Linked DNA regions of Mus musculus: region 1 is linked to region 2. Evidence: chromatin loops called from intact Hi-C (ENCODE). Cell type or tissue: gastrocnemius. All regions are shown on one strand. Each heading gives the region's core, and the rest is flanking DNA. Links, peaks and the distances in the headings are about the cores only.

Region 1 (11,890 bases), core at 1,384-9,383, 370 kb after region 2:
AAGAATAATTCTTCTAGCATGTAGAAATATCTCTTTGAAATACAAACATTAAGACTCTGCTGGGCATGCCCCTTGCACGTCACACAACACAACACAAAACACACACCCTTTCCCAGAGTTTGTAATTTTCCCCTTGGCTTATCTGTTTCTCCAGGAAAACGTACAGGTGGTTAAATCCAGGCTTTCATTAAACATACTTTATCATCCTCACTGGAAAATATAGTTATAACATGGACATCAATCAGTCAATTTTACTTAGGGGGAACAGGAGAAATGCTACATCTTTATGTGGTAGTTAATATGGGCAACATCACAGGATCTAGACTAGGGTAACAGCCACACCTCTGGGAATGCCTGTGGGAATTATATAGATTGGGTTACATGAGGTGGGAAAACATTCTAAATGGGTGCCACCATTCCCTGGGCTGGGATCCTGGATGGAACCTGAAGGAGAAGACCAAGAGAGGTCAAGCCTCCATCACTCTCCTCCCAGCTGTGGACTCTACTCACCTAGTCTAGATAACCTAAGCTGCTTCTGTCAAGCATTTTGTTGTGTTAACAGGAGATAACTAACAAGTTGGATGGGCATCCAGTTGTTGATCCATTTACCCCAGCTTCTCCCTCCAGTATCAACTTCAACCAAAGCTTTCTAAATGAAAATGCCAAGTCAAACAGCTGGGTTGCTGTTGTTTTTCTATCCATGTTCCCTTTAGAGTCTTTCTGCTTAGTCTGCTAGTTCTACACATCTGAGTAGTACTTCAGTGCAGATTCAAAGCTATTGCAAAAGGAACAGGTGATAGGGGCTGATCCCAGTCTCGCAACTTATGGCGAGCCCCAGGTCTGGCACGAGCTGGCCTCAGCCTCGGGAAAGAAAAAAAAATCCTTTGTGTTTCCGTTTCATCATTTGTGAAATATTACAATTATAGTGTGTCCTTTTATAGGCCTTGTAGAGTTAAATTAAACGACAGTCTCAACGTGATATTCTCTTGTTAGCACAACCAGGTCTGTGAAACCCTCTGCACGCTAACATTTTCAACTTCATCTCCACAAAGAGGCATGATGAGATCTGAAGCTAACTTTCTTGGGTCCAAGAATTCACCCCGCAATTAGTGTCAGCACCGGGCATCCGCTCCCCCCTCCACAGAAGAGGGAGATGAGGTGGAGGTCTCGGTGAGAACTTTGCCTCTCCAGAGCCTTGGACAGGGCTGCTGTCTGCGTCTCCCCACCCGGCACTTTGGGGATTCACTGGCTAGAAATGAAACTGGGAACCTAAAATCTGGGTATCTATCGGTTATCTCAACCGGGATGCATTCTTCTTGTCTGTCCCCTTGGAGGAATGCTAAGCCTGGAAAACAAAACAAAAAACCTGGGACCTATTGTCTTCAGCTGTATAGAACAGGAGTCAATGACCAGTGGACATGAACAAAGGGTCCTAGGCCGAACCCTAACCCCTGCGGACCACCCTCAGGGTTCCTACTTGGATTTCTGCAGTAGCCTCAGATTCCTGCGCAACTGGCCTGAAGCCCATAGCGCCTGCGCTTGGAGAAACACGCTCCTTAATACTAGCGAATCTGCGGGCGCCCTAAAGCCACTGCGCCTGCGTATCAAGTGGTGCCTTTCAAGATGGCGCTTCCGTTCCGAGCGGTGCATTTCGGGACTTGTAGTTTTCACGACGGGATTGTGGGAGTCGTGGTTTGTGAGCAGCAAGCGAGGAGGCCCCGCCGCCCTGAGTGTAAGTGTGTGAGTCTTTGGGGCTCTGGGGAATCCCTTGGTCATCCCGCGTTCTTGTTTCTCCCATGATGACACTTGCTGCCTACGGCTACATAGCCCTTGGGAACTCTAATAGTCTTGTCGCCTTGTTTTGGTGACGCAGGAAGGGAGCGATGATAACTCCTGGCCTTCTACCCACCCCCCACCCCCGTGGAGGCAATGCCTGGGGGCGAGAACCTGGGACTGGGCACTCCCAAGTATCCAGGGATAGCAAATCCCCGTTTGATCCTGTGGTGCCCCAGATCGCAAAGGCGCCAAAGTTGCTTAAACAAGGCGTGTCGTTTCATCTAGTAGGGAAGTGCACCATAACTCACAGGCTCCCCAAAGCCTTGAAATTTGGAATCTGGCCACCCACCCGGATAAGGTGCTTCTGGGTTTCTTGAAAACCAAGGCCTGTGCTGAGTGGGCTAAGTGAGGTCCAGGGGTCATGGCGATTTGAACCTACCGATACTTTAAATGGTTGGCTGAGGAATTGGAGTGAAAGGGGTAGAGACTGGGAGTGAAAACGGCTTCAGACAGTTGACACAAGCTGCTAGGATAGGTGAGTGCATTATATGCTGAGATAGGTGCACCCTCGACTCTGTTAGCCTCGCCAAGGAGCACACGGAGCTTGTGAGCAGACTATTGTCCACGTCGTTTAAATTGGTATAATCAAAGTGAGTGAATGTCTTCTTTGTTTCTAGAATAAAACCTGGCAGGATACTTTGCAATAAAGATCAAAACTACAAACAGTTTTATTTTCTGTCGTTAAGGGTTAAGCCTGGACAGCTCCCTGCATTTCATATATTTTAATGGCCTCCAGCTGTCCTTACCCCAGTGGCTTTGGCTCACCCTCTGCTGCCAGCTGCTGCTTGCTTCTGAATGGCACCAGGAGTCCGTGATATCAGAGCAGACAGCTCACTGCTATGTTTAGCTTTCTTGGTTATCCCCATTTGCAGAAAGCTTGCAAGCTGCCTTGAAATTTAAAGTAGTGGGTGAAAATGAACCTGGCTGCTCTGGGCCCTTCGCTCTCCTCTACCCACCCCACCCACTCCATAGCAGTACAGATTCCCCTTTGCTTTTACTTTTTCCTCCTTCTCTTCCTCTTCTCTTTTTCTTCTCTTTCTCCTTCCTTGGCAGGATTCTGTGCATCTGAGATTGGCCTCCAGCTCAGTCTTTCTCTGTAGCCTTAGATGACCTTGAACTCCCATCCCTTGACCTCCACCTCCCAAGTGCTAGGGTTACAGGCTTGTACCACCAAGGTTGGGTTGTGAGTTACTTGGGCTGAACCGAGAGCTTTGCGTTAGCACTCTGGCTCAGCCACGCCCACAGCCCCCTGCTTCCTTCTCAGAGATCTTACCTCTTAACACTCAGATTGCTAGTCTTTTTGGCATCATGTCCTGTGACATTAGACAGAGCAGAGAGTTGTGAATTCCAGAGTGGGAGACTTACTCCTTGGACGCTGATATCCCAAGAGCGCTTTGGCTCAGGAGCCACATGGCTTTCCCAGGTCACATGCTCAGCCCTTACTGCCACCTGGAGTAGAGTCCTGTCCTCCTTCTTCTTGCCCTTATTCTTTATCCCATGCCTGGCATCTTGTCCAGACTACATCCTGCCCTATTGCTGTTTGTTATCTGAGGACCATTAGCAAAGGAGAGACATTATCAAGACAATAATGCTTGCTGTGTGTTACTCATGCTTCTTAGCGATTACTGGCCAACTTCTGAAGGAGAATTTACTGATGAAGGAGGCTTTGAGAGGCCAAGGTCACATTGCTGCTAAGTGCAATGTGTTTGCCAGACCTCCAGACCCCGGGGTATTTTCTTTCATTTATTTCCTCTTGTCAGCATCTTGGGCCCATTTGTTTCCCTTGACCTTGGGAGTCAGTATCCTGGGCATATCAATTCACAGAGGTGACTTGTGGGAAACAGTTAAATCGTCTACCATATAATATGTATACAACTCAATTAAGAAGGAATTATAAAAATAAAAAAAATATTTTGTTTTAATATACAGTATGGCTAATCCCTAAGATTACTAGACGTTCAAGGTGTAAATTCCAGCAGCAGGTTATAACATGCAAAGAGCTCATTTTTCCAACATAGGTTGGAATCTGCTGCTATTTAAAGGCAAACACTTGCAGGTAGTGGGCACCTTCAACCACCGCTATCGCATTTAAATAGGGCTTTGGATTATACACTTCTTGGTTTATCTGACTTTGCACAAGTCAAAGGCAAAGCTTGGTTATCTTGTGCCAATAGCTAGCTGGTTTTCAAAGTTCTGTAACCTTGAAATAGACTGAGAACTGAATTTTATATATTAGATACTTTTACAACTGGAAATGTTTTTCTACGCCATCTCCCATGAGCTTTACTTAAGGAAACCCATTCTAAAGGTGTGTGGAATTTCCCGTTGCATTTCTAATTCTAGTCTTAAGTTATTATGAAGGAAGTGAGTTTGAAGCAGTCCATCTGTACCCAGGTGACTTGCTGAGGCTGAAGCTCCCAGACCTGGCTGACTGGATGTAAGATAGGCAAGGGGAAGGGAAACCTGGGGGGTCTGCTTGATTGAGCTACACAGTGCTTTCCCAGTAAAGCAAGCCAGGATCTCCCCCACACCCATGTGGAGCTGCATGCACACACCTCTTTAAACAGAGGCTTGTGGGCACTCCAAACTGTAGCTTCTTAGCAATGACCCTCAGTAAGTCCTTTTGGTGACCAAACATATCCTGAAACTAGGCATCATGGCTAGATCCAACATATACTGGTTTGGGGTGCATGCACAGTAAGGCAAACTGTGACCTTAAAATGAACAGTTAGGGAGGGAAAAAAAAATCCCTACTTGCCCTCTTTTGGCTATGTGTAATTGGGAGCAGATAGGATTAAATTGAAATGCATCGTGGGAAAGGATGCGAACTAAAGCTTACATAGCCCATATCGATTAGAACTTAAGGACACCCCACTGATAACAGTCAGCTTCTACCCCCTCCTAAACCCACAAAAGGAAGCCACAGGCTGGTCCACTCCAGCTTAAGGTGCCTGTTGGCCTCTTGTAGAGTACCTGGCCTGTACCACGTCTGTGCTTCTGAACAAAATTCCTTGTCACTTTCTGACCTGTGTCCACCTTCAATTTTTTAAATACAGTACCAAGAACCCAGAGACACCCATTTGGAACAGAGACTTCTGGTCCTAGGTGGGTTCGGATTCTGGTCACACACTAGAGGACCCTGAGCACAGTCCTTATGCCCTATGTGTTCCCCCTTTAAAGTAAAGGGAGTAAAATGGAGACTCACTGGCTTAGCTCATCTAAGCTCATCTAAGCACAGACAGTGGAGTCAGGCTGTGACAACTTCCTATAAAGTCAGGTTCCAGAACTAGCAGGGCACCAGCTGGTTGCCAATGTCCTGTGCAGATGCTTCATCCAGATCACCCGTGTCCTGGCTGTGGAGGCAGGTGCCATAGCTAATGAGACACAGGACTGTGCAGAGCGTCTGTTCTCTGGCTGTCTCTGCACTGTCCCTAGCTCTCAGGACAGGTTTTTTTGTGTTTTTGTATTTTTTCTCCCCCCCCCCACCTTTTTTTTCCTGTCATTCTTTCCCTCCAGATAGTTTTTGGTTTGTTTTTATTTTCAGCCAGGACAAGCACAGTTAGTGTCCAGAAGGTCCTTAATCCCCAAACTAGCTTGTCCTCGTGTCAGGAGCATTGGTGAGTGTGGGCTTTAAGAGCACAGAGGAGTCAGTTGGGAACAGATGCTTCAGCAGGGAGCTGCAGAGAGCCATGAGGAAGGAACGGGGTCACCTGTGCAGAGCCCCCCCCCCCCCTCCTCTACTTGCTCTCTGTTCACAGGCCTCTCCCTATCAAAGACGTGGCTTCCTATTGTGGTCCACCCTGCAGGCTCTGTATTGAAGTTCTGTCTCTCTCTCCCTAGATCAGAACTTCCAGCTCCTTGGGTCCGGCTTTCCAGCTGCCTCTCATGCCTGTGTGTAACAGGTACATTGGTCAGAAGTGAATCACAGCTGGCCCGCCATGAACTGGAAGGTGAGAATAGTTTTTAAAAGTATAGTCTGGTTTTTGTTTTGTTTTTTGTTTTTCCACATATAATATCTGTCACACTAGGGGAACACCTGAGTTCATGGGATCTGGAAATTCCAGCCTTGCTGTAAATGTGTGGTGGGGGGGGTGGGGTGGCAGATGGCATTTGGGGGAGAATAGAAGCAGGTAAGACTTCTCACTTCAGAACCCAGTAAGCAAAGCGGAAGGATAGACCAGAGTCCCTTAAACCTCTGCGGACATAATTCCAGTGACCTGAGAACCTCCCATAAGGCCCCACTCTCTGAAGGTTCACTGCAGTTCATGGTGGCACCACCAGGGGTTAACACACATCATAGCCTTGAAGATGGTAAGAGCAACAATAGAGTAGATACTCTGCATCAGTGGAGTAGATACTCTGTACAGCAGAGTGATAGTTTTTAGTGAATTGAATCTGTTCTCCAACAATGTCATATCTGTATAGCATCTGATGGTCCTCACTCCTGGCTCTCATCATCTCTTCCCACTCCTGTGAACGTCCATTACTCCCCATAGCCCCTACTCACACCCATGCCTTGGTAATCACATTTAATGTTTCCAACGGGTAAGACTTGTGAATTTGCATTTGTTCTTCAGACTGCCGGAGGAAGGCGGGGCCTTTCTCTGAGGATGCCTCCCCTAACCTCAGACTGTCTCACTGTTCTGCAAAAATCAGGCCTTTAAAGCTGCCCTTAGCCGTCCTCACTTTTGTTTCCTTGAAGTCGATGTAACAGGTGAATGCTAGTGCCTCTCAAATCTGTTGTAGCACTTCTGAGGCAGTATGATGGAATTTAGAGGTGGAACCTCTGGCCGTGTGGCTCCCTCTCGCATGGGACCAGAGCCTGTGGTGGCCTATCTCCGTTGTGGGAACCACAATATATTCCTTCCTAAATCGGCTCTTATCGGGTGCTTTATCACAGTGACAGAAAAGTCAGTAAAGCATTGAGTGCCCTTACAGAACAGACCCCAAAGACCTGCCTAGCCCACTTTCTGCTGTGTGAGGACACAAGTCTGTCCCATATCCTGGAAGAGGCCCGCGCTAGCATCCCACCTCGCTGCACTGGCTCTCAGACTTCGTCCTCCATGTGTCTCTTTATGACTTTGATGCACAAGCCTGAGGTGAGGAAAGTGGACTGAGATCTTACAGACCTTCCAGTTTTCCTGGTCCTCATCCATCATTTCATCCAGCTGTTTGCCGAGAGCATTGGGGGTTTTTTCCTAGCCACACTTGATTCTCTCAAAGAATTCAACTCAGTTTTCATGGAAACCACCTTTCAAAAGTCATAAATTACCCACAGGAGCACCAAGGACAAGTTGAACTGCTTGGGAAATGAATAAAAGAGATTCCTATAAACTGTTGGTTAGATTTAGCTGTCAGAACCAAGGTTGGGAGCAGGCAGAGCATACATAGCCCACTAGCCAGTAAAAGCAAGGGAAAGGGCAGGGCTCATTCATTTAAAAGCCTGAAAGCCTAGAGGTAAGGTGGGGGGCGTTGGTTAAAAGACCAGCTGACTAGCCAGGTGCACACCTATAATGCCAGAAGGTGGGAAGTAGAGACGGAAGAATCAGGTAGAGATAGAGCCAGGTACAGATAGGTGGAGAGAGAGTTCAGGGCTAGCCTTGACTACACAGGGCAGCTGATATCAGGCAGATCCTAGGAGCTTGCTAGCCAGCCAGTGTAGCTGAAATCGTGAGCTGAGCTCCATGTTCAGTGACAAGTAAGAAAAACAATGCTCATGCAGGCACAAGCATGTGGACCAGCACACATAACATATGCAGTCACACACACACATGAGCATTGTGCACACACGCATGCATGCTTGCACTATTGTGCACATGTACACGCATGCACATAAACAAATACATAATACAGTTACACACTCATGCACATGAATACATGTTTGAACACACACATACACTTACACACACATGTACAGGCACACGTGCACAAAAGCACATACACACATATACCCACTCACACACATAAGCATGTGTACACATATACATACAAGTGTGCACACACATGCATGCACATTCATATGAATGAATGCACATACCCCCACTCACATACATAAACATATGTACATACATACTCGCACACAGGCACACACATGCATGCACACATGACCTCATGCACTCACACACAGTTGATCTCACCTGTTCCAGCAGTAGTCATTTCCTCCCTTACAGGTCTGCATATTTTGAGAGATAAAAGGAGCTTAAAGGATGTCTTAGTCAGGGTTTTTATGCCTGCACAAACATCATGACCAAGAAGCAAGTTGGGGAGGAAAGGGTTTATTCAGCTTACACTTCCACACTGCTGTTGATCACCACAGGAAGTCAGGACTGGAACTCAAACAGGTCAGGAAGCAGGAGCTGATGCAGAGGCCATGGAGGGATGTTTCTTACTGGCTTGCTTCCCCTGGCTTGCTCGGCCTGCTCTCGTATAGAACCAAGACTACCAGCCCAGAGATGGTCCCACCCACAAGGGGCCTTTCCCCCTTGATCACTAATTGAGAAAATGTTTTACAGTTGTATCTCATGGAGGCACTTCCTCAACTGAAGCTCCTTTCCCTGTGATAACTCTAGCTGTGTTGACACACAAAACCAGCCAGAACAAAGGATAAGAGGAGATGATCGAGAAATTGAGGCCAACTGAAGCCAGTTTCTGCCCCGGATGGGGCACAGAGTGGGGCAGACTCTTTAGTTCTTCAGTTTTGCTGCCCTCTGCTGGCATCACTCTCCCACCCCTGCCCTCCGGCCTGGAAACTCTTGCCTCTCTGGTCCCCTTAAGAAAGTAAATAATGGAACCACCTAGCCATGTCTGTCAGCTGTAATTCCTTTTCAGTTTGTTCTCTACCCTCCTGATTAGATAACACATCCCTGCCCCTGCTAAAGCTGACTGAGGCTTGTACCATGGAGAACCAAGGCCTGTGACATTAGCTGCATCTTGCGAGGACCCCAGGATATATCAGTGGGGATGAGACAGTACCCTGTCGAGATCTGAGGCAGTCTCAGCCTTGGGCAGCCTGGGCACGTAAGGAGGTTTATAGCAATGCTTACATTCCCCATCAGCTAGATTGTGAGTGTGGAGTCAAGCTTGACCAGTAGCGCTCAGGAGCAGCCTCGTGACAGGTCCTGTCATCAGGATACATGCCCATCATGTCGTTTGTTCTGACATCGTTATGATCCTCCACTGCACCTAAGCTGTGTGATCCTCACTCTTCAGTAGTGGGTGAAAGTGGACATAGTTACCGTCTTAGTTAAATTAAACAACTAGAGTATATCTTCTTCCTCACTCTATTATTCTACCACAGGGCAACCTTCCTCAGAAATCCTCAGATAGCCATTCCTAATAGTTAATAGTTTCTAAGGTACTGAGTTCAGCTGAGTTGTAGCTGACTTGCAGGACGAAATTGTAAACCAGATTCAGGTGGAAGGACAAGACGTGTTACTGGGAAATTCAGCGATGGAGAGTCTGGTACGTCTTGCTTTCTCCTCACCAGTTAGCCACCTCTCCGTAGTTAGAGTCCTCATCTGTTCAGTCAGGACTGTCTGTCCCCTCCATGGGGCTGGGTGCAGACGCAAGGAGACAGTCCACAGAAAACACAGGGCACACAGACTTTCCTGGATATAGCAACTGCTGCTCCATCTGCAACATGGAAGAGACAGTCACTAAAGGTTTAGATACAATTGGAGGGACACAAATGTGTATAAATTGGAATCAGGAGCTGGGGACTGGTTTCATTCTAACCCTGGCCGTTTCTTCAGCCCCTTACATTAGCATATATATCTCAGGGCTGCCTACCTGGGAATGGTGCCACCCGCAATAGGCTGAGCCCTCCTACACCAATTAATAAATGCAGACAGTCCCCCATGGACACACCCACAGGCCAGTCTGGTCTAGGCAGCTGCTTCTGCTGGGAGCCAGCCCAGCCTGGAAGGGTTTGAAGTGGGACCCAGTGTCAGACGTAGAGGTAGATTTAAAGACTGATGGTTTCTGGCCTTCTAGCTCTCTATACTTAGTGTTTGCTGATAACTTCTGAAAACATCCTAAAAACTTTCTTGCTTATTCTGTGGTTAAAAAACGCTGGCTTGGGTGATTAACACTGTTGCCTAGCAGCGGGGGCATTTAATTAAAAAAATGTATCGCCATCACTCCCCTCTCTGTCCAGGCAGCCAGAAGCCTCTCTGGCTAGGCTGGTTAACTCTTTGTGAACCAGAGAGGAAGGAAAAGAAAAGAATTAAGATGCTTTATACACTGCACAGACACACTCTGGCCATTGATTGTCTGTCACAAACAACAAGTGTTTGCGCATGCTTACATGCATACACACATGTACCTATACATGTACATATAGACAAACAGACATATACACTTTGGATGGATGGATAGATGGTTAGATGGATGGATGGATGGATGGGGCAGAGCTCCCCAAGCCAAACCATTTAATCAACAACTGTATCTCTTTCCTCTGGTCTTTTTATACCTCCTTAGACAAAAAGTTCCTTAGAAAATTACCTCAAAGATAAAATGTTATCATAAAATGGGAGTTACAGAGGGATGTTGATATTAAGTTCAAGGCAGTGTTTCATAATAATATGCTCATTATAAGTTCAAAGCCACAGTTTTTTCATGGCCTTGCCTTATCATAGTGCACACCTGTGGCTTTATCCTTGGACTGAAACGTTTTTCCTTACACACAATCTGTCCCAAGTTTATTTCTCTTTTTAGTGTGACGATGAAAACTCATTGTATTTCTTATTATGCAGCCTTCACTTACTATTATGACGGGTGGGTACATTCCGTGCTTGATTCTAACTTTATTACATCTTTCTAGCAAAGTGACTAAGACCTTCTTTTAAAACTTCCTAAAATTTGAATCAAATCAAGAAGTCTATAGAATCATTAATTCATCTAAATAGCATTAATTCATGAAAGTTTATCCTTATGTTGATCTGCCGGAAATCTGATCAATAGGGTGAGACAATGCCAAGAAACTACTCTGTTAATTTAATGATGACAGGGAAGGCAGAGCAGCTGCAAGAAGCAATCCTGAGGTGAAGTTTCTCTGGGCCTTGCCATTGAGCTCACCCATCACAGACCATGCAAAAATGGTGGGCCACCTCCAGGAAGGCCACCTGCTAGCCTTAGCCTATACTAGATGGCTCCTGACATCTCCAATCTAGACTTTCCTCTCAGATGATTATAGATTGTATCAAGTTGTCAGTTAAGCTAACTAGGACACCATTGTGGTCCAGGAGTCTAGCCTCAGCTTGAAACATTGTAGGTGCTCGGTAACATTTGCAAAAGGAAGGAACCGAGACTCCACATCACTGCTAGAGCAATCAGCCTGTGTCTTTCTCCTTGAGGTTCTTGAACACGTGCCCCTGCTGCTGTATATCCTGGCGGCAAAAACCCTGATCCTGTGCCTGGCCTTTGCGGGCGTGAAAATGTACCAAAGGAGAAGCCTGGAAGGAAAACTGCAAGCAGAGAAGAGGAAGCAGTCAGAGAAGAAAGCGAGCTGAAGAGACATTAGAGGTACTGGGCTTTGCAAACAAAACCTCTCCAGAGGGCTTCAGTGCCCAACCAAGGGTGTGGTGCCCTGAGATCTCTGCATCCTTGGTCTGAGGCGCTGCAAGAGGGCACATGGGCACTGCAGCCAGGGTGCAAAGCCAGAGCCTCAGCCCCGCTCTGACCATTTAGAGTATCAGTCCTCTGCGCCGAGCCTGTTGTGCTTCTTAGTGGGAGGGGTTGGCTTAGGACCCTGACTCCAGCTACAGGCCAGAAAAGCCCATGTACTAAGACATGCACGTTTGGTGGAGGAGGAGATGGAGACAGGTCAAATTAAGGAGCCCTGCTATCTTCAGGATGATGTCTGGCTCCCTGTTGGCAAATGATCCCTTCCAATCTGTTCATCATCTGGCCAAACCTCACCTGCCCACATCTCCAGTCCTCTCCCCGGACTCCCTCACCTGCCCACGTCTCCAGTCCTCTCCCCGTGCTCCCTCACCTGCCCACATCTCCAGTCCTCTCACCGTGCTCCCTCACCTGCCCATGTCTCCAGTCCTCT
Region 2 (11,890 bases), core at 2,026-10,025:
TTAATTACACACTTCAACGTATTTCTGTTCAACTCACTCTTTCATTGTTTTCCAAACACACACACACAAATAAGTAAGCTGACATACCCTTACAAGCTTGGCAAAGGGCCTGACCACAGATGTACTGAAGCTCCGAACCTTTAGAACAAAAGAAAACAGATCAGACAGGGTTTCTGCATTAGCTTAGCAATGTGTTAAAATAATCTAATCAAATACTTGCGCAATTCCTTTCTATCATCACACAGGTTATATGAGTGGGAGCTGCTCTTTGTTATACACTCCCTATTGAGAATCACCCCAAATCCCTCCAGAAACTGCCTTCCCAACACCTTCCTCCCTGGATAGCTGAGAGAGAAAAGCTGCTAACTTCCCAAAGTGGAATTTTTCAAAATAATTAAGAGCTTTATCACATTTGGGAAGAATGCTTTATGAAAGCGGAGGATTTATATTACATCACCTTTGAGAAAAACTTTAATGAACATGAAATGAGTCCAGTCTTAATTCAAGGAAACCTACTTGCTTAGGAACTGAAATGCTATCTAAGACCAAAGATCTCTTGATACAGCACCAGGCTTCAGGCACTGTGTCTGTCACTGGAGCAGCCTGGAATCCAGTTTAAAAAGCGTTTTGCGAGGGCACAGGTCACAGTCATATACTACTCTCTCTAGACTAGAATGTACTCGATTGGAACTGGCTATGAGGGTTAAAAAACTTTCTAACGCCTTAGTAATAATTCTGTATGGTGCAGATGAAAACCATGACGGCTGTCGATACAAAATTATCATGGCAGATGACCCAGGCACGTATTTTTTTCCACCCAATTCCAGGTTCTGCTGGACTTGGCCTGTTGCAAGCTCGCCATCACTCACCAGCTGCCAGCCAAAGGGGAGACGTTTAGCCCTTCCCCCCTTCTTTATAAACACAGGGGATGCGCTTTTCCAACACTCAAAATCCTAAGCAGCAGGCAGCCCTTAGGTTTACCAGCAAGGACAGGCATGTACTCTCCCCAGTGCTCTCTCCCATGCCCTTGCCAGCTGCTCCGCTATGCAGTGAGTCCTGGATGTCAAGGTCAAGACAGAGAAATCCGTGCCCACTCCCCACGGGGACGAAACGCGGATCCGCCCCACGCTGCCTGCAGTCGCCGGGCCCCACGACCCTGGGCGGGCTGCCTGACCCCTCAGCCACGGCCTCACACGCGGCGATGGGAGCCGGGGACCCGCAACCCTGGGAGGGAGCCTCCCGCCAGCTTCTACCTGTCGAGACAGTCCGGACGCTGCAGGCGCGGCCATCTTTTCCCGGGCGGCTGTAGGTCAAACCCAAATGAAAAGAGACTACTGGCGCCAGAGCGCACGCGCGCGCGCCAGCGTGATCGCTCGGCTTTCTGGGAAATGTACGCGTCAGGAGCCCGGGAGTGTGGGTAAGAACCTCTTGCATGCTGGGAGTTGTAGTCCGTACCTGCCGCGGTCCGGCTGGACTCGTGAACCGGAACCAGAAAATTAAGTCTGAAATTAGGTTTAGATTTAAACTCTTTGCACATGCATCGTCAACATCGTTGACTCGTCTTGAACCTGCCAAGTGTGCTTCTGTGGCAATGCTTCAGGCTTTACTTAAAACAAAAACCAAAAGTGAACCTACCCGGGCGCACTTCTTGGCTCTTCTGGCCATATTTTGATTACATAGGACAGTTGACAGGTGTGTTTGTGCTTTTTCTTTTTTTCTTTTTTTAGATTTCTTTATTTACTTCATGTATATGAGTATACTGTAGCTGTACAGATGGTTGTGAGCCTTCATGTGGTTGTTGGGGATTTAATTTTTGTTTTTGGATCTCTGCTCGCTCCAGCCCAAAGATTTATTATTATATTATACATAAGTACACCGTAGCTGTCTTCAGATACACCAGAAGAGGGCGTCAGATCTCATTATCGGTGGTTGTGAGCCACCATGTGGTTGCTGGGATTTGAACTCAGGACCTTCGGAAGAGCAGTTAGTGCTCTTAACTGCTGAGTCATCTTGCCAGCCCGTGTTTGTGCTTTTTATACCCACAGACTCAAAATCTATATATAATTTATCTATATATAATTTACTTTTTAATATGAGGGAAGATGGATACAGAATTATATGGGTTGCAAATACATTCTTTTAGAAATTGTTTTATGTGTTTGAGTGTTTTCCTGCATATATTCACGTGTACCATGTGTGCCTGTTGCCTTAGAGTCCAGAAAAGGACATCTAGTCTCTTGGAGCTGGAGTTAGAGGCAGTTGTGAGGTGCCAGGGGGTACTGAAACTGAGCACAGGTCCTCTGCAGGAGCAGCCAGTGCCCAACCGCTGAGCTGTCTCTCCAACCTCAGAAATACATTTTGTATAAGCAAATTTCTAAATTATGGCACTTTAATAAACATGTCCATAGCTGCAGAATAACCTACTTTGATTCTATAACTTAACCATTCTATGACTTTTCAACATAACTCACGTGGTTTATATTACTTTAATATATTACTTTAATACACATCTGAGTATCTTTAGATATACTTTTTCATAATTTCAAAAGTAGAATTTAAAAGTTGATCGAGCAGCTTGACAAGTGAGCATGAGCACATGGGCACATGAGGCAGAGCTGCTTCTCTTCGGCTTACACTCTCACTAGCTGTGTGTGGATACTTCACTCCACTGCTGCAAAATGCTTTTACGTAAGCCTAATGAAAAGCGTATTCAGCACTGATCACATCTTATGGAACTGCTCATGTGTAGACAGCTGTTTTATATCCCAAGTCTCAACAAGGTATCAAAAAAAAAATCAACCTGTTTGCCTTCACAGGCTGTACTGGTTAGTTTTTCAACTTGACACATACTAGAGATACCTCTGAGAGTTAGACAGAAACCTCAGCTGAGAAACTGCCTCTCCCAGTTGGCCTGTAGGCAAGTCTGGGGACCATTTTCTTGATTAGTGATTGATGTGGGAGGGCCCAGCCCACTGATGGCAGTACCCAATGGCAGGTAGCAAGGGCAGGCGATCCTTGGGTTGTATATAAAGCAGGCTGAGCAAACCCTGAGCGGAAGTCAGAGAGTGGTGAGGAAGCAGGGGCTCTCAGTGGATCTTTGCTTCAGTTACTACCCTCACGTTCCCACTTCTGCTTCTTTGTTGATTCCTCTCTGGGATGAACTGCTACTTGGAAATGAAAGTTGAAACAAACCCTTTCCTTCCCCCAAATCGTCGTGCCCTTCCCCCCCCCCCCCCCCCCCCGCCACGTGTGTAGCTCTGGCTGTCCTGGAACTCTGTAGACATTGAACTCAGAGATCTGCCTCTGCCTCGGATTAAAGGCGTGCACCATCCCTGCCCAGCTTGTTCTGTGTCTTGTCACAGCAAAAGAAGCCAAAGTAGAATAGAAACCTTGTACTCTATGTAAAATCAAACCGCAAGGTTGCATTTTCCTGAAGTATAGCTACATGCAAGTTTACAAGCAATTTGGGTTTCAATAAATGTAATAGAAAATTTAAAAGTCCCAGGCTCAAATACACTCGGGAAATTGTAGACCAACTATTGCACTGTCTTTTATAATAGACTCTAGGTTTACCCTGTGGCAATGCGGTGCCTTCTATTTATTCTGCATCTTCATTCCACTCTAGCTCCATGCATAGCTCTAAAATGGCAGCTGATGGTTGCTTGAATTTCAAGGTTTGAGTTTCAGACAACCCTCAGGTGTAAGTGTGTAACTGTGTCTGTATTTTCTGGGAGGTGAAACAGATTTAGATTGTTTAAATTTTTTTTTTTTTTTTTACATTGTTGCAGTCAAGGCTAATAGAATGAGTCAGACTCGCACAAGGGCAGGGCTACCCTGGGAGAGAAACCCAGATATTTAAGACCGTACCTGTTTCCATCCCGCCCCCCCCATTACCCCCCACCCCCCCCAGGATTTCTCTGTGTAGCCCTGGCTGTCCTGGAACTCACTCTGTAGACCAGGCTGGCCTCGAACTCAGAAATCGGCCTGCCTCTGCCTCCCAAGTGCTGGGATTAAAGGTGTGCGCCACCACTGCCTGGCACCTGTTTGTTTTATGCTTCCCATTCGATCGCTGTTTTATCTTCTGCACAGAGACAGTCACAGAAAACAGTGGCATGACATCATGAGACCATCAGTGGTACACGTATGAGTCTTATTTATTATTATTGTGTGTACATGGGATGCACTTGCCACACGGTGAGTGTCAAAGGACAGCTTGTGCATCTGTCCTCTCCCTATGCCTTTCTGTGGGTCCTGGGAATCAAACTCATGTGATCAGGCTTTTTAAAAAAAAGTTATTTTATGTATATGAGTACACTGTAGCTGTCTTCAGACACACCAGAGGAGGGCATCAGGTCACATTATAGATGGTTGTGAGCCACCATGTGGTTGCTGGGATTTGAACTCAGGACCTCTGGAAGAGCAGTTGGTGCTCTTAACCACTGAGCCATTTCACAAGCCCCTGCCATATGTCTTAAAATTTAGTGACTCGCTCTTTAATTCAGAAAGAACCATTTTGAAATTACAGTATTTAGAAAGTCCAGATAAAAAGATTAGACTTACAGGAGCAATTCCCATTGTTCATTACCAGAGACCCAGAGGAAGGTTCATGCCCTAGTTCACAGTGCCCTCACTTAGAGATAGAAAAACAGAGAAGCAAACAAATCGTATCCAACACAGGGGAATGGCTTATTTGGAACGCTATATTACACAGCCATGAAAGTGAGGCTTTCAAGTTAGGCATAGTGGGGTGTGCCTGTGACCCAGCACTCAATGGACAGAAGCAGGCAGATGACAGCAAAGCCAAATTTAGCTTGTTTTACTTGGCAGGTTCTAGTCCAGTCGGGCTACAAAGGGCCAGCCAAACAAACAACCAAACAACCCTAAATAAGTAAATCAGACTTACAAAAATTATCTCATGACACACAGAAAAGATCTAAGTACACACATTAAACATGTACGAACTGGGCTGGAGAGATGGCTCAGTGGTTAAGAGCACTGGCTGCTCTTCCGAGGTTCTGAGTTTAACTCCCAGCAACCACAGGGTGGCTCACAACCATCTATACTGGGATCTGACGCCCTCTGCTGGCACGCAGGTGTACATGCAGATAGAGCACTCATACATAAATCCTCTTCCTGCACGGAGAGGTCTCGGGAGTGTTTACGTTATCTATGGAGTTTTGTCGGAGTACAGTCCTTTCTGGTGTTTTCTTTGTTTTGTTTAAGAACTGTGCACAAGCCTCTTACCACACTCCCTGTGTTTTGCAGGGTGGCAGCCTGCATTAGAGCAGTTCTTTCACACAAGATCTCTCTTTCTCTTTAAAGCCCCAGAAAGAGCAAATGACCTCTGGGGCTTTTGCACAAGTCTTGCGGTTCGCAGAGATTGTGTGTTGGAAACTGAGCGGGCAATGAACAAGAGAGAGAAGGCATTACCACCGCATGAATTTAAACTCTTTAACCTTAAGATCTGGAACGTGTGCTCACAGGAAAGAGGCAGTAAATCATTTAATAAGAATTGGTGGTGAGAGCGGACACTCGGCCCAGCAGTTAAAACCTTGTGCTGCCCTTGCAGAGGGCATCCCCACCCCCACCCCGTTCAGTCCCCAGAACCCAGGTCTCCATTACCAAGCTGGAGTTGTAACTCCAGCTCCGGGGGAATCTGACGCCCTCTTCTGGACTCTTTTGGCCCTTGTGTGCTCACATGGACATACCCACATGTAGGCATACTTGCATACACAAGGGGGTGGTTTTTTGTTTGTTGTTTTTATTATTCAAGACAGGGTTCCTCGAACTCAAATAGATCTGCATTCTGAATGCTCACGGGGGTGTGAGCCACCACCCCAGCCTGATTTTTTTTATTATTATTATTTTTTTAAACTGTGTAGCCCTGTTTGGGCTGGAACTCTCAACCCAGACCACGCTGACGTCAGAACTCATAGAGATCTACCTGCCTCTACCTCTGCATCTGGAATACATGCAACACCCCACCTCAGCAGCATACACATAATTTTTAATTAATTCATTCATTTTTTTAATGAGAAAAGTTTAGTGGTTTTTTTTCCCCCTGAAACTCGATCTCTCGGATCTGCAGAGTGGCCCATAGAGGGTCTTGAGTTTCACCACCCCTGTGGTTCAGGCTTGTTTTCTTCACCTCTGGGCGTGATGTGAGGTAGTGCCCACCTTGAAGCTGCCACCTGCTCAATGTTCAAGGTCACCACAAAGGAGCCTGGTAGGTTTCTGCAAAATGCTGCGGACACTAGAGGGCGCCATCACCTTATGTTGCAAACAGAGTCTTTCTAGAGCTTTCTGGGTCCAAAATGCAGTGTCTGGCTCACGTTAGCCAGTGAGAATCATATGATTGTGAAACAAACAATCCTGATAGCTCCAGTCACAACCTCCACCATCAGAGCTGAAGCCTGTTGTAGAACCCCCTAGAAACTATCTTAGCTGGTCCTTGACTCTTAGACCTCCCATAGCAACCCAGGTCTTGCTTCACTGGCATGTTTCTGACTTAGAAGTCATAGCCCTTTGTTGGGTTGGGCAGTGGGGTGGGGTTAGGTCAGGAGGGAGAGCACTATACCTTTGGGGGAATCTTATTCTGGAAGCTGGTAGCGACAGAAGAAGCAAAGAAAAGACACGGAGCCTAACCTTCTTTGGCCCCTGGTTTGAATCACAACATTGATCTTGAGAGGAAAGCCAGGGTAGCAAGCTTGCTTGCGCGGTGCTCTTCTAATAGACTGAGAGAGCTGAGGAGACCTGCTCGAGGGTCTGGTCATGATTGGTTGTGTTTGGTGATGTGACCTAGGCTTTGCTTCACCACTTCTGTGTCTTAAACAATGTCTGTGTCTCAGGTTCCTTCTGTGGAGAACGGAAATATAACAGGAGGTAGCACGTCACAGCCTGGAAGACCCGGGGAGGGGCCTGTTACTCTCACTTTGCACACAGGGGTTTCCTATTTGTTGTTTTTCCTGTAGAGGGGAGATGAACACAAACCCAACAGGGGCCATTTTAAACGCAATATTAACGTGCTATTTCTTCTTTCCACTGGGCTGTGGCTCGGAACTTGGAAGAGATGGCCGTGAGACCCTCTGAAAGCAGGGCACAGTTCCTGTCAACACCAGTTCCACTTGGGAAGGGGCCTGACTGTGGGGAGGCCTGGCGTGGGTCAGAAGCACGTGTCCTCTGCAGAAACTTACCGAGTGACGCTCTGAACCAACCTGCAGCCGGAACGGCTTGGTAAATAAGCATGGGTCAAAGAACAGTATGAGGGCTCAGTGGACACAGGCGCTTGCCGCCCAGCCTGATGACCTGAGTTCAATCCCTGGGTTCCATATAGTGGAAGGAGAACTGACTCACACAATAAACAAACAGACAAACAACTAAACAAACAGTGTTTTGGAGACAGGGTTTCCATGTGTGGCCCTGGCTGTCCCGGAACTCACTCTGTAGACCAGGCTGACCTCAGATTCACAGAGATCTGCCTGCCTCTGCCTTTGGGGTGCTGGGATTGAAGGTGTGCACTACCATCCATCACCCAGCTACAAACAAACTTTGTAAGGTCATTTACTTGGGGAGAGAACTGGGGGGGGGGGAGGGGGATGAGGAAGGAGCATGTATGACTGCTAAACAACCCTGAGAACTGCTGAGCCTCAGGAGTTAGGTGTGAAGAAGACAGTAGCAAGGTTTTCCTTTAGTTGTAAGAGACAGAGTGAATGTGTTGAGAGGAACACACATGTTCACACTCACAGGGAAGCCTTTCAGAGGGACCCAATGTGGGGGCGTCTGATTCTGAAATGTCCCCGTGTAGAGACAGGACCGTTTGGACCCTGAGGTAGGGCCGGGTCTCATAAGCAGTTGCTGGTCAGGCTTGGCAGCAGAATATTCTTCTGTTCGCTTTTAATCATTAAAGTAGAGCTCATTTTGGTTTATCAGGGGAATGTGGCTGGGACATGAGGCAGGGGATTGACAGAGAAGATACAGTGGTGAGGCTAAAGGAGGCTTTAATACCCCAGGGTTTAAAGCCTGACCAGTCTCCGTAGGGAATGAGTTAGGGTGACCTTGTGGCCCTGTGACCCAGAAGTACTAAGCAGCTGCTTGGCACCCACTCAGCGCCTTCTGGGGAGAGACTGGGCTGCTAGCAGCTTTTGTAGGCTTTTTATTTGATGGCAGACTAGCAGAACTGGGGAAAAGTACCGTCTAGTTTGAGATTTCAAGCAACGAAAGGACTATTAGTGGGGGAGTTTTCAGAGACCAAGACAAGATCTGCAAGGAACAGCAGTCTAGACCTTTTGTATGTGGCTGGAAAGGGGACAGAGGGTTGTCCCCCAACCCCGTCCATTGCTTTGCTCCTTTGTATTGGCATGTCCAGGGAACAGGCCAGCAACCAAGAGCTGCCCACCTCCGGGGAGCTGTCACAGATTCTTTTGAACCAGTTTCAGTTTTGAAAACCACCTTTTGTTGTGAAGGAGGAGGGCATAGCGTGTAATGGGGCTGGCTGGGGAGTGTGGAGGCGGAAGTCTGGATCCCCACATGTGAGTGTGTGCTGTCACAATCGATCATACAACCTATGTACAGTGGCGGCAGAGACAGGTGGATCTCTGGAGCTCTCTGACTAGCAAAAGGGAGTGAACTACACATTCAGTCAGAGACCCTGTCTCAAAATACAGACAGTGATAGAGGAAGACACTGCCCTATGGCTGCCACATGTATATATACAGACACCTGCATATACATGTGCAAGTACACACATGAACACCGAACAACACAACTCTCTCTCTCTCTCTCTCTCGCTCTCTCTCTCTCTCTCAAACACACACACACACACACCCCTTTCCTTCCTCCTACCATTAAGCGATACTGCATTGGCAGTGGTGGCACACGCCCTCAACTCCATTCTAGTACTTGGGAAGCAGAGGCAGGTGGGTCTCTGTGAGTTCCAGGATAGCCAGGGCTACACAGAGAAACCTTGTTTCAAAATAATAATAACAATAATAATAATAATACAACCCAAGAAGACATACTGCATAGATGTTAGTCTACCATCAAAATGAGCCAGCCCTAATTTTACAAGCTCTGAGTTTTTTTCTTGAATATGTCTTTAAATTTGTAGGATATCTTCCTATACCTGAGTCCCAAGCCGACAGTAGCTCCTGTCATATCTTGGCAACCAATGGAAGCAATGAAGGAGGAAAAACAAAGATAAAAATTAATCATGCCAGCAGGCAGATCCTCACTGCACAGTTCTCAAAGTGGTTGTTTATCAAAAATAAAGTCTACTGTCTCCCTGGCACTGAATCAAATTGGTCCACTTGTGACGGTGACAAGATGGCCACATGTCCTCCTTCTTCTTATGATTTGTGGCACCGACACTTACCTTGGAATCAATTTACTGGCATTTTTGAAGCCTGTGTGTTTTTCTTACTTATGTTCTAATCCTTAAGGTTAGTCAAGAATATTCTCAAAGTAATCTTTCACGGTAGCCGTCAGTCGGTCCTGCCTTCGGATTGAAAAGACTCCGTGGAACCTGAAACATTACACCCACCCACCCAGCAGATGGATTAGGACCGACTCAATAGGCTTTATTTTAAATTAAGTATGGAGTTTGAATATCTAAGAACTGGACAGGGATTAGATCAACCTTGGGCTAGCTAGGATGAAAGAGTGTGCTGCTGTTTTTGCATTAAGAAAATAGCCGTAGTCTATTGCTAACCAAATACAGCAGGGTTAAAATGCTCGACATGTAACATGATGATGTTTTTGTTAAGTAATTAGGTGTTTATCTGTATCACACAGTAGGGCAGAAGAGGCCTGGGGAAATGGTTAAGAGCACTTGCTACTCTGGCAGAAGAATCATTTGTTCCTGACACCTATGTGGGGCAGAGAAACCTTGTCTCAATAATAATAATAATAATAATACAAACTAAGAAGACATACTGCATAGATGCTAGTCTACCATCAAAGTGAGCCAGCCCTAATTTTACAAGCTCTGAGTTTTCTTGAATATGTCTTTAAATTTGTAGGACTTCTTCCTATACCTGAGTCCCAAGCCGATCAGGATTGGGATCATCTGTAACTCCAGCTCCAGGGTATCGGACATCCTCTTCTGGCTTCTGTAGGAGAGTGTTCACAGAACAGAAGGATGGACAGACAGATAGACAGATGGACAGATGGACTCACACACACGCACAGGAAAGTTAAATAAATCCTAGACAGCTGCCAGCTGCTGATGGTGGCAGACCTTTCTCTCAGCCTCTCTGCATCCCCCGAGTTTGGACCACGGGTCTCATATCTCTTGGCTCCTCCGTGTCCCCTGAGTTCGGATCTCATGTTGCTTTGCTCAGGCTCTGGAGGCTCTTCAGGTGACCTCAGCAGTTTCCCCTCAGGGACACTGTGAGGAGGGGCAGCAAAGCAAGGAACCGTGCGTGGGCTGCTTCATCCACTCCTGCCTCTTCTTTAGCCGTCGTCATAGTTTATCATTCATTTAAGTTACTCTTGAGGTCTCTCCATAAGCCCCGGGCTGGCAGTTCTAGGTGCTGGGCTCTGAAACTCTGCTTTCTCAAGCTCACTGCTGTGCTGGCATCAACTGTGTTTACATCAACTGGACGCACGCCAAAGTCACCTGAGAGGAGGGAACTTCAATTTAAAAATGCCTCCGTAAGGTGGGGCTGTAGGCAAGCCTGCAGGGCATTTTCTTAATTACTGATGGACAGGGGATGTTGGGGGTGGCCAAAAGCAGGCTGAGCAAAGCAAGAGGACCAAGCCAGGAAGCAGCACTCCTCCATGGCCTCTGCTCCTGTCTCTGGGTTCTGGCTTTGTCTGGGTTGTCTTGACTTCCGTCCGTGGTGATGAGAGATGGGGAAGCATCAGCCGAGCAAACCCTTTCCTTCTCAAGTGGCTTTGGTCAAGCGGTTTCATCACGGACGTAGTAACCCCAGATAAGGCAAAAGCTGAGATTTGTTTCTTGCAGTTTACAGAGGGAGTATCTGAATGCAGATTCCCTGCTGGAAGCTCGGGCGGAGGAGTTGATGATGGCATCTAAGAGTCCCTAGTTTATTTGTGTGTGCAAATGCATCAAATTGTGTGTATGTGTGTGTGTGTGTGTGTGTGCATGTAGGCCAGTGCTAGGTATTTTCATCTGTCACTGTCTACCTTAGGTTTTGAGACAGCGTTCCCACGCTGTCTGATTGGCTACATTAGCTGGCCAGCAAGTCCGTAGGATCCTCCAGTCTCTGTCTTTCAGCGGTGGCGTGAGGACTATGGTGTGTGTGGGGCTGAGCCTGGCTTTTCACACGAGGGCTGGGGATGTGAGCTCAGGTCCCCATGCTACGCAAGCCCATTACCCACTGAGCTTTCTCCTCATCTTTGGAGTTCTCCATTTTAACCAGGCACCCCATGCGATTCTGGCATACCACCCGGCCTGTTCTTTGGATACCTGTGAGGACCATGTGTTTGAGTTTACTTTGCTTAAAGCTTCAAAAACTGGCAGGTGGTGGTAGCCTGGTTTGCTAGTAACATCATGGGACCAGCTTTCCACAGAATGTCTCTAGACCCCTGGTCTTTAGTCACAGTGCTGGGTTTTGGGATGGGACACAAGAACAGGATGGTGATAGAAATATAGCCAGTATCCCTGGAAATGAAGTGTGGCAAACCCTTCCTCTATTGGTCCTCCTCTCTACTTCCTTCCTCTCTCCCTCCCCTCTTCCCCTTTAAGGATAGGCAGTACCTGCTCTTCTCCAAGCTCCCAGCACCTTCTAGGAACCACCACTTCAGATCTGTTTATTCATTTCAGTCTCCCAAAGCCTTTGTTAGCTACAAAGACAACCGTCCCTATTTTATAGGCAAGGAAACAGAGGCTTAGACAGGTCAGTTTTCACACTCAAGACCCCAGGGCCAG

Evidence for each region. A loop is a pair of places that touch in the nucleus more often than their neighbours do. Peaks named below come from ENCODE experiments on the same cell type or tissue, not always from the same donor. Only the 100,000 strongest peaks of a DNase experiment are listed, where the experiment ranks them.
Region 1: a loop joins it to region 2, with 5 times the contacts of the local background. A loop is called at or near these places in 12 of 42 quality-filtered maps.

What each region holds. Positions count from the first base shown.
Region 1 is chr16:92,299,612-92,311,501 of GRCm38, forward strand. Smim11 (small integral membrane protein 11) reads left to right here and starts at 1,692. Exons shown (of 4, transcript NM_138743.2): 1 at 1,692-1,732; 2 at 5,677-5,786; 3 at 11,190-11,358. The coding sequence starts at 5,775. The coding sequence ends at 11,345. It overlaps 1700048M11Rik (RIKEN cDNA 1700048M11 gene), which reads right to left. Exons shown (of 2, transcript NR_045300.1): 2 at 9,105-9,468. In gastrocnemius, for the core only: CTCF peaks have their summits at 6,110 and 8,558 (motif pointing left); DNase peaks (open chromatin) are centred at 1,614, 1,990, 2,615, 3,101 and 1 more place; H3K4me3 peaks cover 2,261 bases; H3K27ac peaks cover 2,715 bases.
Region 2 is chr16:91,930,267-91,942,156 of GRCm38, forward strand. It overlaps Gm36797 (a long non-coding RNA gene), which reads right to left and starts at 10,590. Exons shown (of 3, transcript XR_385049.2): 1 at 10,032-10,590; 2 at 9,371-9,520; 3 at 6,075-6,965. It overlaps Atp5o (ATP synthase, H+ transporting, mitochondrial F1 complex, O subunit), which reads right to left and starts at 1,364. Exons shown (of 7, transcript NM_138597.2): 1 at 1,254-1,364; 2 at 88-138. The coding sequence starts at 1,289. In gastrocnemius, for the core only: CTCF peaks have their summits at 5,097 (motif pointing left) and 6,251 (motif pointing right); DNase peaks (open chromatin) are centred at 5,076 and 6,256; H3K4me3 peaks cover 706 bases; H3K27ac peaks cover 1,515 bases.